Regions from separate parts of the Homo sapiens genome. Here region 1 is linked to region 2. The links are chromatin loops, found by intact Hi-C in ENCODE. Cell type or tissue: CD4-positive, alpha-beta T cell. All regions are shown on one strand. Links, peaks and the distances in the headings refer to the core of each region. The heading gives the core; the rest is flanking DNA.

Region 1 (2,907 bases), core at 129-2,628, 390 kb before region 2:
GGCCCGGCGTCCCACCCCTTTGTAGGGTCAGATCCAGAACCTCACCCAGGCCCTGGAGATCCGGTCCCGCTGACCTCTCCCAAGTCTGTCTACTCGTCCGTCCGCTTGCTCAGTGCTCTCCACACACTGGCCTCTTTCTGTTCCTTCTACATCCCAAGCTCCTGCCTTCCTTGGGGCCTTTTATTTAGTATTCCTCCTCCCTGGTCTGCTCTTCCTCCCCTGGCTTAGTCTTGTAAACTCTTCTTCATCCTTCAGATCTCCGCTTAAGCATCACTTCTGCAGGGGAGGCATCCCTGTCCCTGACTTTTCGACCAGTACCCCACGTTTATCACCCTGGGTACTTGTCCTTAACAACACTTGCACAACTGCAATTTTACATTTATTTACAAAAGTATTGATATTTCTCTGTCCATCCCACCAGATTGTAAGGTCCACGAAGAAGATAGTGTCGGTTTTGCTTCATGTAGTATCTCTAGCATCTCACACAGGGCCAGGCAATATAAATATTTACCAAATAAATAGATGCAGGGTTTGAATTTGGCAAGAGGAAGGGGATGTGAATCGTGGTCACTGATGTCCTACCTGCAGGGGAATGAAACTGACATTTGGAATGCTTTTTGTGTGCCAGGCTCTATGCTAGAGTGATGCTGCTGTCTAATAGAAATGTAATGTGAGCCATAGATATAATTTTAAATTTTCTAGTAGCCACATTAAAAAATGGAACAGCTGAAATTATTTTAGTAATATATTTAACACAATATATTCCAAAATTATATTATTATAACATAATCAATATTAAAACATTATTAATGGGATATTTTACGTTCTTGTTTTTTGTACTAAGTTTTTGAAACCTGGTTTGTATTTTACACAGAGGGCAGCCTGTGCCACTTTTCAAGTGCTTAGTAACCACCTATGGCCAGGGATTGTGGTATTGGGCTGTACAGTGTCACACACTTTGTATACCCTCTAGAGTCTTTTGAGATAACTGTTGTTATCTGCACTTTACTGATATCGATAGTGAAGCTTCTAAAAGAGGTTGCCTGCCGGGGATAATTCTAGAGTTTGTAAGTGGAGGAGGTGAGATTAGGACCTCTATCTGTTCATCTTCAGTCTGGTCTTTCTATATATCTGATGTGGACTCTAGGAGGTGCAAAGGAAGTTTGAGGGTACAGGAAGTCAGGACCAAACTTCTTTAAAAACTTCAGTGTACAGCATATTCTAGCTTGTTCTGTGCTCAGATAATGTGTCCAGATGTAGCAGTACCACCTGCCAAGGTGGCTCAGCAAGAAGCATATTTGATGCAGTTGAAGAAAACCCTGCAAGGCAAGTCCTTTGACCTGGTCACCATACCTCGGCCCAGCCTGGACTAAGTCTGGTCCCAGGACCTGGATAGAAAAAAACACATACCATGCAGCATCTCAGAGGTGCTGAGAATACTAGGCTTGAGTTTATAGCCTGGCTTTTCTATTTTTTTTTTGAGATGGAGTTTTACTCTTGTCGCCCAGGCTGGAGTGCAATGGTGCCATCTCGGCTAACTGCAACCTCCACCTCCCACGTTCAAGCGATTCTTGTGCCTCAGCCTCCTGAGTGGCTGGGATTACAGGTGCCTGCCACCGTGCCCGGCTGATTTTTGTATTTTTAGTAGAGACGGGGTTTCACCATGTTGGCCAGGCTGGTATTGAACTCCTGATCTCAAGTGACCCGCCCACCTCAGCCTCCCAAAGTTCTGAGATTACAGGCGTGAGCCACGGCGCCCGGCCTACAGCCCCAGTTCAGCAATTGCTCACTGAGTATCTACCACGTGACCAGCACTGTTGTAAGCCATTTTTGGTGATTGGGCGGTGTATGTCATAGCCTTCATCTTCAGGATGCTTCAGGTATACTTGGAAAGACAAGACTGGATCACATAAAATGACTAGATGGTATGCAAGGCATCATGAGGTGTAATGAAGAGCCAGAATCAGTATGGGCTGGAGGCTGCAAAGTGGCTGTCTTGGCCAAGCTGCATGATGTGTTTTTAAAAATGTTGGATTTAAACTCCTCTAGGCAAGGTGGTACTTTGCAGTGTTACAGACCCTACATGGAGGCTGCTTGTTTTATTTACTTACCTGCTTGGCTGCCCAAGACATTTGAATTTATAACCCTATTAGGCATGCTATGCTGGTTTCATGTGAGTCACTAGAAAATATTTGTTGAGCACTTCTTATTTGCCAGGCATTGTATTAGCTGCTGCTTTGGAACTGATCATAACATTTTCCAAAGTTCTTCCACTGGGAAATAGTAATAATAATAGTGGAACACCAACAAATGCTTTGCCTTTTGTATTGACTTTCCTCCCGGACTGCCTTCACATATGCTCTCTTATTTTGTCAACAATACACAACATACCTGCCTAGCAGGTAGGGCTTACTGTGTTGGGGAAACGTGGTTTCAGAGCTTTTGCAGTTTCTTCAGGTTCACACGGTTAGAATTCTGCTATTATGCTTAGTGCTTTATTATCCCACTTGATGCTCACAACAGCTTTACGGGGTAGAGTTGATGCTAATCCCCATTTTACAGGTAAGAAAATCGTTAGTGCTAAGATCCAAGTTCAGGCCTTTCCCACTCCAGAACACAGCTCCTAACTTGTTAAGCTACACTTCCTCACTAGAAGGCCAAAGTTGGAAGAAAGCTCAAAAACATCTAGTCCAGCCCCCGATGTAGATCAGGACCTGAGGTCCAGAAAGGCTTGTGTTTGTGGCAAAGCTGTGCTGCAGGAGGAGGACTAAACCAGAAGTGGGGGCCTAGGCCTTCTTTTGTCCCTAACTGGTGGCATGGCCTTGCCAGCTTCTCTGGACTTCAGTTCCCTTATTTATGTAATGAAAGGGCTTGGCCTGATTTTACACTGAGAACAATGCTGTGCTG
Region 2 (2,907 bases), core at 99-2,598:
TGTGGGTGGAGCAGAGTAAATAACAGGAGGAGTGGGAAGAGATGAGAACACGGGGGTGGAGTGTCAGATCCTCTTAATTTCTTTGACCTTGGAATTCATCTGGGGTCACTCCCAAGACCATTGCCCTTCACTCCTACCCCCTCTCTAATCTCATGGAATTTGTTAAAGGTCCTGGACAGCCAGTATGGTTTGGGCTGGGGTGTTTATAAAGAAGATGGCAAAAAAAATGACAGACTCGAAAAAGATTTTGGTGGCAGGAAATCTTGTTCACCTTGTCAACTGTTTGGATGTGACTGGTAAGAAAGGGAAGTCAAGTGTAATTCCAGCTATAGTCCCCATATTACAGATGGGGAAACTGAGGCTCGAAGAGTAGAGAAGCAGTGACTTGCCCAAAGTCACAGAGCTGTGAATTGTCTTATCTCTCCCTGTAGCACAGTGCCTGGCACATTATCGGCACTTGATGACTGTTGTCTAATAACTGAGCTTCCATACAAACCACCTGCCGTCCTGTACTGAAGGAGAAAGAGCTTCCAGCCGGGGAGGCAGGAAATCTGGGTCCTGGTCTTGGTTGCATCCCTGACTTCCTAAATGACCTGGAGAAGGCCTCTGCCTCTGCTGGGATCTTGTCTGTGCTGGGGCATTTGTTTCCATTTCCAAGGGCTTTTTCTTCCTCGCTCAGAATTTGACCACTCACTAAGAGGAGCTTAGTGTGGTGTCTCACGAAGGGATCCTCCTCAGCCCTCACCTCGGTACTGGAAGACGTCGTGCGTGTCCAAAGGCACCCCGGGGAACATCCGGTCCACCTCGCTGGCGCTCCGGGGATCCACCATCTGCGCCTTCACGTCGAACCTGCGGGCAGGCGCGGAGGAGACAGGTGCTGAGCCGGCTAGCGGACGGACCGACGGCGCCCGGGCTCCCCCTGCCGGCGGCCGCGGCGGCGCTCACCTCCAGAGGCGCCGCCCGCTGAACAGCAGCATCTTCCCCCTGCCACTCCGGAGGGCCCCGGTCACCTGGGCCACGTCGGCTCCCAGGCCCAGCTTGTCCAGACGCCTCGGGCCCAGCACCGACGCGCCTGTGTACACCCACACCTGGCGCCCTGCAGGGGAGGAGGGTCACGTCGGTTTGGGGGCGCAGAGGGAGCACGTACTCCTAGAACGCGAGGAGGGAGATTCCGGCGAGGCCTTTCCTAGCCCGCGTGCCCGCAGTCCCTGCAACCCAGGGGCAGAGGCGCTGGGTAGAGCGACGCGAGGGCGTGGAGAGGAGGGGGCAGAAACTCAGCCGCCCCTACGTTTGCTAAACTGCGTCCGCCAGGGGGCGTATTTTTCTAAAACGCACAAGACGTTTCGTGGGTTATCGATGGTCTCTTGAGCCTCCTTGACTGATGGGGATTGACCGGGCGGGGGAGGGAAAGTAGGTAACTAACCAGAGAAGAAGAAAAGCTTCTTGGAGAGCCGCTCCTCAAAGACCGAGTCCAGCTTGCGGGGCAGCGCGGGCCACTTGTCGGCGATAAGGAAGGGGCCCTGCGGCCGGCTCCCCCTGCCCTCAGAGAATCGCCAGTACTTCCTGAGAAAGCGAGGAGGGAAAGGACGGGCTCTAAGCCTTGGACACAGGGCCAGTGGGCGGGAAGGGACGGGCAGCCCCTCCGCAAAGCCCCCTCCCGCATCCACACAACCCCGCCTCCTCACCCATCCTTGAACAAATACAGCTGGTTCCCAATCTCCGCGATGGCGTCGAAGATGTTCACGTTGCAGGCATCGTCCACCGGACTCAAAGGCACAGTAGTGGCCGTAGAAGGGCCAGCAGTGGGGGGACCTGTGGGGCCAGCTGAGGGGGGACCTGTGGGGCCAGCTGTGGGGCGCTCTGAGGGGTGGACAGTGGGGGGTCCGGTGGGGCAGACCGTCGGGGGAGCCGTGGGCTGCGGTGTGGTGGTGGTTGGAGGCCGTGGCTCAGGTTCAGGGCGAGGACCTAAAAAGAGACACGGGGTGAGACTCTTCCTATTCCTGCATACCTCTGTACCCCTAGAACATCTGCTCCCCTAAGCTTCTCAGTGAAGCCTCCTCTGGCACACAGGCCCCTCCTCACTCAGCCTCCCTTCCCAAACCACAGGACTTTCTTCTTCTTCTTTTTCGTTTTAAGCGACATCCTCTATGGCCCAGGATGGAATGCAGTGGTGCAATCATAGCTCACTACAGCCTCGAACTCCTGGGCTCAAGAGATCCTCCCACCTCAGCCTCCAGAGTAGCTAGGACTACAGACATGTGCCTTCACGCCTTGCTCATTTATTTTTTGTAGAGATGGGAGTCTGGCTATGTTGCCGAGGCTGGTCTGGAACTCCTGGGCTTAAGCAATCCTCCCGCCTTGGGTCTCCCAAAGCCCTGGGATTAGAGGCGTGAGCCACCATGCCCAGAGTAGACTGGCTTTTGAAGTCACACCTATCTCTCTCTAGAGTCTCTTTATCACCACCTCTAAGCACTGACATGGCAGCGACTGGGCCCAGGCTCTGCTTCCAGACAGACGTTGAGGTCCCACCTCTCCTGCACGCCCCGTTCCTCCCCCGATCCCCAACCCCCAATTCTTTGGTACTGTGGCACAGCCACGCCCTTTCCCCTCCTCCTCCCATCCCTGCCCCTGCCTCACCATAGAGGTGCCGGATGCCATTCACGTCGTCCTTATGCAAGGGGGGCCCCTCAGTGAAGCGGTACATAGGGTACATGAGCGCCTCCGGCACTGAGGAATGATCTAAGCCCAGCGCGTGGCCGAACTCATGCGCCGCCACGAGGAACAAACTGTATCCTGGAGGGAGAGGGAGCCTGAGACGTGAGCGCCGGGCCGAGCCCCCAGCCCTGGCCACCCCACCACCACCACTGCCGGGAACCCCAGCCCCGGAGCCGCGGGACCACGCCTACC

The links. A loop is a pair of places that touch in the nucleus more often than their neighbours do. Peaks named below come from ENCODE experiments on the same cell type or tissue, not always from the same donor. Only the 100,000 strongest peaks of a DNase experiment are listed, where the experiment ranks them.
Region 1: a loop joins it to region 2, with 3 times the contacts of the local background. A loop is called at or near these places in 26 of 110 quality-filtered maps.

What each region holds. Positions count from the first base shown.
Region 1 is chr20:46,402,658-46,405,564 of GRCh38, reverse strand. All of the region lies in intron 1 of ELMO2 (engulfment and cell motility 2), which reads left to right. Among named protein-coding and RNA genes, the nearest start is that of ELMO2, 2.5 kb to the left of the region's middle. In CD4-positive, alpha-beta T cell, for the core only: a CTCF peak has its summit at 1,072; no DNase peak of the experiment used is centred there; H3K4me3 peaks cover 451 bases; H3K27ac peaks cover 1,424 bases.
Region 2 is chr20:46,012,313-46,015,219 of GRCh38, reverse strand. It overlaps MMP9 (matrix metallopeptidase 9), which reads right to left. Exons shown (of 13, transcript NM_004994.3): 7 at 2,907; 8 at 2,638-2,793; 9 at 1,686-1,965; 10 at 1,424-1,563; 11 at 946-1,096; 12 at 746-849. SLC12A5-AS1 (SLC12A5 and MMP9 antisense RNA 1) reads left to right here. Exons shown (of 3, transcript NR_147699.1): 3 at 432-1,718. Among named protein-coding and RNA genes, the nearest start is that of MMP9, 4.9 kb to the right of the region's middle. RefSeq lists a silencer at 780-999 and an enhancer at 2,366-2,876. In CD4-positive, alpha-beta T cell, for the core only: CTCF peaks have their summits at 900 (motif pointing left) and 1,124; DNase peaks (open chromatin) are centred at 909, 1,249 and 1,729; H3K4me3 peaks cover 633 bases; H3K27me3 peaks cover 1,224 bases.